Linked DNA regions of Homo sapiens: region 1 is linked to region 2. The links are chromatin loops, found by intact Hi-C in ENCODE. Cell type or tissue: mammary epithelial cell. All regions are shown on one strand. Region 1 has its middle 170 kb from the start of PDE4D-AS1. Region 2 overlaps PDE4D (phosphodiesterase 4D).

Evidence for each region. Peaks named below come from ENCODE experiments on the same cell type or tissue, not always from the same donor. Only the 100,000 strongest peaks of a DNase experiment are listed, where the experiment ranks them.
Region 1: a loop joins it to region 2, with 6 times the contacts of the local background. A loop is called at or near these places in 35 of 110 quality-filtered maps.

The regions. Positions count from the first base shown.
Region 1 is chr5:58,869,935-58,874,934 of GRCh38, forward strand. No RefSeq gene overlaps it. Among named protein-coding and RNA genes, the nearest start is that of PDE4D-AS1, 170 kb to the right of the region's middle. In mammary epithelial cell, a CTCF peak has its summit at 1,901 (motif pointing right); no DNase peak of the experiment used is centred here.
Region 2 is chr5:59,005,272-59,010,271 of GRCh38, forward strand. All of the region lies in intron 6 of PDE4D (phosphodiesterase 4D), which reads right to left. Among named protein-coding and RNA genes, the nearest start is that of PDE4D-AS1, 32 kb to the right of the region's middle. In mammary epithelial cell, a CTCF peak has its summit at 2,390 (motif pointing left); no DNase peak of the experiment used is centred here.

The sequences.
Region 1 (5,000 bases), 140 kb before region 2:
ATTTTGAAGAAGGAGAATGGCATGGGAAGGAAATACTGTATTTATAATGAAATGTATATGTATATAATTTGAATACACACAGAGAGAGAAATGAGGAGACAGAAAGAGAGGGACAGCAAGACAGAGACAGAGAGAGGCAGGGAGATACAGACAGACAGACAGCAAGACAGAGAGATACAGAGTGAGATACAGAAACGAGAGACAGCAAGACAGAGCCAGAGAAAGCACATGTGATACAAAGAGCAATAGAGAGAGAGCAGTAGATACATACAGCAAAATTGTGGAAGAGAGACAGTTTACAGTTTAAGTAATTTTGTATGTTAGTTTTATTTTTCCACCTCTCATTGTATTATGAGCATCTTCCCAAGTTATCCCCCACATCAATATTTTTAATAAAAAAAGAGAGAGAAACACAGAGAGACATTATTTTTAATGACTAGATTCCAATGATTTTAGTGTAGATATTATATGTTTATAAGCAGTCCCCTTTTATTCACATTTTGGTTGTTTCTAACTTTTTGGTCATCAGTATGGCTGTGACTTCTAGCTCTCTAGCTAGAGCTTTGCTCTCTTTAGGACAAATTTCTGAAAGTGAAATTTCACTGTGTACGAACATTTTAAATCTCTTATTACAACTTACCAAATTGCTTTCCAAAAACACCACACCAATTTACAGATTCATTGGCATGATATAAAATTCTTGTCTTACCACATTCTTGCCAGGACTGTAGAATTTTTTTAATTGTGCCATTTATTTTTCCTGAGTTTCTGAAACATTTTAAAAGAGCTTTTTTACCATCCCCACAACTACCTTACACCATTTTTGTTTCCTGCATTGAAAACATTTTCATTTGAAGGTAACTCCTTTTTTAAGCATGGTAAGGCCTTTTAAACAGCAAGATTAACATTGATTTTCTGTGATTTGACATCAAATAGAAATTAGTAACCAAATCTCAAATAAACCATTCAATTAATCAATTTTTCTTAATACGAGATAAATGTCTAAAATAGGTTTGAATAGAATAACATACAAGAAGTGAAGGCCCAAGGACCAGATTCTCACTTGAAACTAAGTATTTAATGAAATCGAAGGTAACACACATAAACTAGAACCACTGAGGAAAAGGTTTCCAGAGCTAGCTCTATGAGAATGCCAAAAGCCTATAAGCCCCTTTATACTAGGAAAATTGCATTTAAATTTTAAGAGGCAGTCACATAAAAGACAAGAACCAAAATAAAGTGTGTCTAACAAACTTGAGTTTGGGGAATGCACAATATTTTTCAACAAGACTGTGGTCATCAGACCTATCACACATTAGTTACATTGTGCTTTACATTGAGTTATTTTGTTCAGTTCTCACCAAACTCCTAAAATGTAGTCTATCTATCTAGCATCATAAATAGTAATATATGAGAAAAATGAGGCTTAGAGAAAGCAAATAACTTGCCCAAAGTGACAGACACAGGAGGTAGTAGGGATTGATTTTAAAGCTAGGTCTTTCTGATGCCAAATCCCTCTACTCTTACCTGCACATAGTTATCAAAGACTCAATTCATGGTTTTATTAGACTGTTTTCTTTGTTGAAGATACTAGACTGGAGGCGGCATGCCATAGTAAATGAGTGTAGGCTTTGGATTTGGACATCCTTGAATTTGAATCTTGCCCCTGTAGGCTAGATTCTAATGTCCATGATCTTTGGTTTCCTTATAATAGCATCTCACGTTAGAGTCAGGATGAAGTGATAAAATGCCCAGGACAATGTGATACTCAATATGTAGTAGCTAATCCTGAACTTTAAAAAAAAAGTGTTAAAAAATATGTAGTAGGTATTATTATTTGTATATTATTTATATGCCAAGAGGACAAGACTGAAAAGGAAATTTTGTACCCAATTGCCACCACCAGAGGGCAGAGTAAAAATTGTTGTGTCTTTCTCTATGTCAGTGTTAAACTAGAACGTGATGTGAGAGCATAATTTACACACCACTTACCAATCCTTAGATCCTGAGAGAGGGATCTAATTGACTTAAAAAGATAATAAGCAAAAACATACAAAAGAAATACATGAAGAATAATCTAAATATTATATAAATTCAGTTCATATAATTGATGTATGCAATTATGTAAATATTATTGAAGCAGGAAAGTTTAGCAGTGAGGAAAAATATAAAGTCATCATGAGAAGATTTTTACTGTTGAAAAAGTAATCAGCAAGGAAAAGTAATATCCTTATAATTATTCTAAAATATGATGTAGGGATAAAGTGAAGAAATTGGGAGATGGAAAAATTATACTAGTACAGCGCTCTCTCCGTTAAGCAATACAAGTGGAAAAATATTTTCCAGAAATAAAGTGTTAAATCTGAAAATACCACAGAAGTAAGAACTTGCTGGAGGGATGGAGGCAGGCAACACTCTTACAGACTGAAAGAATTGCTTAAATATAGGTACTCCTGAGTTATCAAAGATTGCCCAGGGAATATGCTTGCCAAAGAAAATAAAATCAAACATTTCTGACCTCTCTTCAGTGTCTCACCCAGTGGTAACCACTTAACATTAACATATACATTTCCTCCAGAAAGGCAGAGTCTATGGGGAATCGGATGTGTCCGTGGCCAGCTTAATGTTATAGATCTTTTTCAGAAATATCGAATCTATTGACTGGATTTGATATTGGTTGGAAAGAAACCAATAGCCAATCATTATTAAAAAAGCGTGTTTTACCGATGCTTGACATGTAAATTGGTATTCTGCAAAGTGTGTTTTGCTTCTTAATTACTTAATCTTTCAAACAAAAATCAAGTCCTAGGTAATTTTTCTACCTTATTAGCTAAGAATGACTTTCGATACAACAGACAAACTCTCATACCCACTAAACTCAGGACAGCAATGAGGCTAATGGACTTCTGGGAAGACTGCCATGAAAACAGAGCTTCCATTATGTTGTCTGGCCTCACTCCTCCCATGACTCCTCTCAGGTGTGCAGACACTCTGACACCTCCGACTCCTGTAGGCTTTGCAGGGGGAGCTCCCCAAACTGCTCAATACAAAGCGGAAGTCCACTCAATGACCCTTACTGCTCAAAGGCTCACGTCCCCTAGGGATCTTCTCAGTGGCTACCAAATGCCTATCTGTGAATCCAACAGGTGCATCAGAATCACGTGAGTGTGTCTGTGGGAATGGGGAGGAATAGGGATTACTACAATTACACAACATTCCCAGATCCAACCTCAGACCTACTGAGTAGAATCTCCCACACAGGATGTCAATAATCTACATTTTTAACTGTTAGATAAATCTCATAAACACCAAATTTCAGAATTGCTGAACAAGATGAGATATAACAAATTGGGTATAATAACAAGAATACCAAATTTTGTCCAGGGTATACTGTGTGTACAGTAACTTAACATGCATTTTTCCACTGAACCATCACAGCTGTCCCATAAGAAAACCACAACTTTAAAACCCTACTTGTATCACTTACTTTACATGCATAATCTTTATGTATCCTTTATGAGGTAGGTTCTGTTGGCATCCTTATTGTATAATCTAGACAAGGAACCAAGGCTTTAAAGAATGATATGGTTGTTTAAGATTAGATTTGCAAAGTGAGTCAAGGTTTGAATTCAGACTGTCTAATGCCCCAAAACATGATCTTTCCACCACACAACATTGTCATGCTAACTTCTAAGGGGGACAGAGCCAGGCTTTGCCATTTGGGATGAAGAAATTTAAATCCAGAAGGCCTAAGACAACACCAGGATCCAGCTTATTTTTAAGTATCTGATGTTTCATTACCTTAACATTAACATTTTTTAGAGGCAGATTGAATGTTAGCTAACATTCAGTGAATATTCTAGAGAAAAAAAATTTATTCAAAGTGAGGCAAAGTTTACTAGTGCTTATCAAACTTTTCCACACAAAGTACCCCTAAACAAAATAAAACGACCAGAGGTATACAGGTAATGCAAAATTTACAATCTCCTATTTCGTCTTTAAAATTCTTGTCATTTTGCATTTTGTCCTATATATACATATTTTTTTCCATTAGTTTAGGTTTGTTCTCCAGAAAGGTGTGCCATCTTTCCCCCCTGAAAATTTGCATATGATTACCTCTGCATGAGAAGCATAGATTTGGGTACTATTCTGTCCAGAGCTATTAGTGTTTTAATATCAGACTGAGCCTTACACCGAAAGGATGAATCTCTAACTACAGAGTTGAATATCAATGGTGGGAAGGCAATTTGATGGGCAGATGAAATGTTTACATTTCTGTAAAATCATGCAAAGGAGGCTGACACCCACTTTGCCCAAGGGCAAAGCACAAGTTTCATGGGGCTCCAGTGGCTTCTAATTTGGAGCAAAACTAATTTGGGTAATTATCTAATTTATCTTGATTGACAATTCTGAACTGTTCAGAGTGAAATTTTAATATAGCAAAGCTTAATAATATAATTTGTAAAACCTATTTCAGGCTTTAAGTTTAGGGAGAAATATTCTTGATATTTTGTATATAAGGGACATAGTATCACTGAACATATGGAGGTTGTGAACAAACTAGCTGTATATTAAAAATATGGTGGGATGTACCCTTTACAATTGAGTTTTACTATGCAATATCATTCAGGTTTTCTAGGTGTAGCCATGTCACCAACTTGCTGTGTGACCTTAGGAATGTAATATTACCTCCCCAACTCTAATCTATTCATCAAAAATAAGGATTCTGAATCATATAGCTAGGTCTAACGTTCTATGATTCCACAGCCCAGACTTCGCCTTCACTGAAGCTGTAAGAAGATTGGCATAGTATCAGGGAGAATCTCATTAGAAAACTCTCTTTTGACTTTATGCCAAAAGTGAACTATCTTTCACTGTATCATTTAGAGTATGTTTGACTGCAAATAACAAAATCTAACTCAAAGTGATTTTAAATATAGATGTTTTTAAAATCCAACATAACAAAAATCCCAGAAGTAGGATGGGCTCAGGGCTGGTTG
Region 2 (5,000 bases):
TGGCAACTATTATGTGCCAGGCATTCTAATAGGTGCTGGATGTGAAAGGATTTAACTTATTCAAATAAGTCCCTAATTTGCTGCAATAAGGGAGATTATTTAATCATATTGAGTAAAAAGTACCAAGGAAAGTTTCCATATTTCTAGGGAATAAGAAATCTTTTCAAAAATCTCTGAGCCAAATTAAAATTCATTTCATTTTCCCTAATCTCCATTTCTAGGAGACTAGAATCTCCTTCCTATTGCCACGGTAGCTGCTATCTGCAGAGAGAATCTAGATAATTTAGAAGAGAAATTTGAATAGAGCCAGAGAGATACAATTCTTATAGTCAGACTTGGCTTCACCAAATTTAATGAAGAAACTTTAATAAGTTACAACATTTACTAGGCACCTACTATGCACAAAGAACTTTACATACCTCATTTCTAATCTTGGCAACATTCTGATAAGATAAATATTATCCCTATTTTAACATGAAAAGATGGACCTTCTTACATATTCAATAACTTGCTCCATAGGTGACAGGATTGAAATGCAAACCCAGTCCTTGCTCTTAATGGTGTATGACAGCTCATCATATAATTAGGCTGATGCAAACTCTATGATAAACAGTATGAATCTAGGAGTGGATTTGTTTATCCTCAATCTTTTTGCTAACTTTACAGTGCCTTGAATTAAAGAATCATGGTTACTATCACCATGGTCAGATCTCTGGACAGGGTGAGGAAGCAGGTGCCCACAGGCAGACAGCCCTGCCATATAGTGAGACACGCTTATGTTTGGGAGCGCTATGTGAACAACACACAGCTGCCCTCATATGCAGATGTAATGATGACGACACATTCAGACAAGGAACTGAGGTCCAGAAAAGTTCTGACAACACAACTTGAGGGACAGCGTTACAGCTAGAGCTCAGGTTTCTTATCTGTAATCCACTGCTCTCAAATGCCCAAATGATTTTATATACATATATGCAAGTGTGTTTGTTGAAATAGAAAAAATAGTTTCTTGGCCTGGTGAAGTGCCTCATGCCTGTAATCCCAACATTTTGGGAGGCCAATGCGGGAGGATTGCTTGAGGCCAGGAGGTCGAGACCAGCCTGGGCAACATAGAGAAACCACCGTCTCTACAAAAAATTTAAAAATTAGCCAGGTGTGGTGGCATGTGCTTGTAGTTCCAGATACTACTGAGGTGGGAGGTGGGAGGTGCTGAGGTGGGAGGATGGCTTGAGGCCAGGAGTTTAAGGCTGCAGTGAGCTATGATTGCACCACTGTACTCCAGCCTGGATGACAGAGCAAGACCTTGTCTCAAAAAAGAAAAAAAAAATTCCCATAATGTTCAGTTAGTTCTCTTTTTCAGACTTTTCCTAGAAATACCCCTCAGAATTTCTAGAGGCCACTTCCCTGCTATTCCTTGTTTTCTCAGTCCTTACCAGATACCCAAGCAATTAACAATCTTTTTGAACTATTTCAGTACATTTCAGGATATTTGAAATTCTGCTGATGGAGCTGAACTGCTGATACATTAACACATGCTGTCATTATTGACTTTGTAACAGAGGTCAAGAGAGAAAAGATGCATTTTTGAATAGGGAAAAACAAAACTAAATTATGGGGAAACTAAGGCTCAGAGAGGTCAAGTTGTCTTGCTCAAGGTCACAAAGCCAGTAGTAAGTAACAGGGCCAGGATTTGAACCCAGACTGTCTGGTTTCAGAGTACTCTAAATTGCCAAAAAAAGAAAACTATTTCAGGCATTATTTTATATTTAGCCTAGAGCCTACATAATAGATCCGTTAATATAATCAATTCTAAGCTGTATATTATATTACTGTGTTTGAAATATTTAAGAAATATTGTTTAAAATAAGTGTATTAGCTCTTGGACCTCTCCAACATAAGGAGTTTTCCAGGCAGTAGCACTGTTTGCAGTAGGACTTACATTATTGGAAAATATTTTATCCTATAATCAATCTACATTTATTTTACACCTTTCACCTTAAAATTAAAAGTCGTGGTAGTTATTAATCAAGAAGCAAATCTATATAACGTGGTCTCTCATATATCCAGTACTGTTCAGCTTGAACAAATGCAAATCTAATTTTTAAATGTCCCTTGAAGAATTCTGAGGCAAAGTTAAACTTCAAGTATTAAACAGAATAGCCACAGAAAACTAGTGTTTCTCAGCCTCCCTTTGCTTTCAAATGCCTTAAAAATATTTTAGAGGCAGACAATAATCTAGAATTGATTCATAACCAATATTTTACATAACAGAATGTTACATGTATTTTCATATTATAAAAACTATACTTTCTTTGATTAATGCTAGTATTCTGAAAACATCGTTAGTGCCAGTAAATCCACTAAATCTGTTTGTATTTACTGCCCTCTAGTGATAATGGCTCTACATTTGATTAAGAAAAAACTATTCCTTTCAGTAAATGAAAACATCTCTTGTAAGTTTTATGGAGATTTGAGATTAAGAGGAACTCCAGGCTGCTTTTTTAAAACCAAATAATCATCTGAACAAGCTGAGAATCGTTCTCTAAATGATCTTATTTTAATTTTTTTTTAACAAAAAAGTCTCATTTAAAATAGTAAACACCTGCAACATGTATGGAGAAAGGAAACCATTTTTGCTAAGAGGCTCCTTGAAGCTGAAATAACATGAGACTGATCTGATAGCTGTATTTATATTTCTCTTCTACATGGGCTAACTCTCTTATTAGATGTTAGCATAGTATTCTGTAATTGTTGATACAGTTTGAATTCATATATGGTAGAGACAGAGTTTTGTATAACTATTTAGTCAATTTACCTAAAACCAGCAGCAGCAGCATATCTACTACAGACTTTTGTTTCACTGAAGAATAATCATGACAATAAATGGGTGCAAAAACTTCACATAAATGAAGCCTCCACAAAAATAATCTTGTATGAAAAAGTATTGTCTCCTTATAGAGAAAATTAGGATCTCCAATTCACTTAAATTGGCCTAAATGAATACCATAATCATCATAAAATAGTTACTAATGTCCCCTCTGTACTTCGTGGTATGCTTTGTGGAAACAATTTAAACAAAGAGAATATCTGTCTCCTAAAGTAATAATAACTAGTGTAAATAGGCATGCTTCCAGAAATATATAATCTTTTACACATATCACTTTAATATGTGCATCTTAAAATAATTTTAAGTAATAAAATTTGAGCTATAAAAGAGAAATGATATTCTTTTCAACAAAGAATGCTTGAACAATTGAGCATCCACTCATAAAACAAGAAACTTCAACCTTTATCCTGCACCACACTAACATCTACTTGAAATGAATCATAGAACTAAATGTAAAATCTAAAACTAAAGAACTTCTAGAAGAAAACACAGTAGAAAGTAGTTGTGATCTTGCGTTAGGCAAAGATTTCTTAAACCACAAAAGCATGAAGCATAAAATAAAAAATGGTATACTGGACTTTACCAAATTTCTCTTTGAAAAAAACTGTTAAGAAAACAGAACAACAAGCCACAGACTTGAGAAGGGAATATGTACAAAATGCATATCAAATAAAGGACTTGTATCCAGAAATTATTTTTTAAAAAATCTTTACAACACAATAAGAGGACAATCCAGTGAAAAGATGGTCAAAAGATTTGAACAAACAAACACTTCATAAGAATCAAAAAGATCAATAAGCATGTGAAAAGATCCATGACCATCATTAGACATTAGGGAAACAAAAAGTAAAACCACAGTGAGATGCCACACTACATACTTACTAGAATGTATAAAATACAAAATACAAACAATACAAAATGCTGGCCTGGATGCAGAGCAAATTAAATTCTCATACATTGCTAGTGAGAATGCAAAATGGTATAGAAACTTTGGAAAAAGGTTTGACAGTTTCTTATAAAGTTAAAAAGTAGAGTGACCATATGACCCAGCAATCCTACTTCTAAGTATCTACCCATGAGAAATGAAAACATATGTCTATATAAAGACCTATATGAAAATGTTTATAGCAACTCTCTATAGCAGAAACCCAGAAACAGTTCAGATATCAGTCAACTGGTGAATGGGTAAACAAATTGTGTCCATAAAATGACATACTGGAAAAAAATGAAATACTAAAAAGCAATAAAATGAAACAAATTACCAATAGATGCAATAACACAAAATGTATTATAAGTGAAACTTATAATTCAACTCAAAACTCAAAAGTATTGTAAGTGAAAGAAGCCATTCACAAAAGGCTATATCTTTAATGTATTATTCATTCTGGCAAGGCAAAACCATAGGGACAATCAGCACTGGACGTGGGGTTTGGGGAATGACTATAAAAAGCAAGAGAAAACTTTTTGGGTGGTATAAATATCCTATATTATATAGTACATATATATTATAATTACACATTACCTATATATCTAGATTATGGTGGTGGTTATCCAATTGTACACATTTGTGAAAATGCATTCAACTATACCTCTAGAAAGAGTAACTCTTATGTAAATTATACCTCAAAAATCTAACTTTGAAAAATATTAGCTGATGTTATCAAATTATTTCAATTCCAGATTTGCTTAACTTTACAACTTTGCCCAAAGATAAATGCAAAACAAAAACCTCAGGCATAGTTATGTATGATAAAACACCATTTTTACCCTTTCAAAGAGCTCCACCATTATTTCCCAGAAAACAGGCATACAGTTATCCAAGGTCCACATTAGCTTTAATGATACAACATTCAGTGAATTCCCAGTTGTGAAAAGCCTTTAGGTTGGCAGGGCGCTGTGGCTCATGCCTGTAATCCTAGCACTTTAGGAGGCCGAGGCAGGCAGATTGCCTGAGCTCAGGAGTTTGAGATCAGCCTCGGCAATATGGTGAAACCCTGTCTCTACTAAAAATACAAAAAATTAGCAGGGTGTGGTGGTGCACTCATGTAATCCCAGCTACTCGGGAGGCTGAGGCAGGAGAATTGCTTGAGCCCGGGAGGCAGAAGTTGCAGTG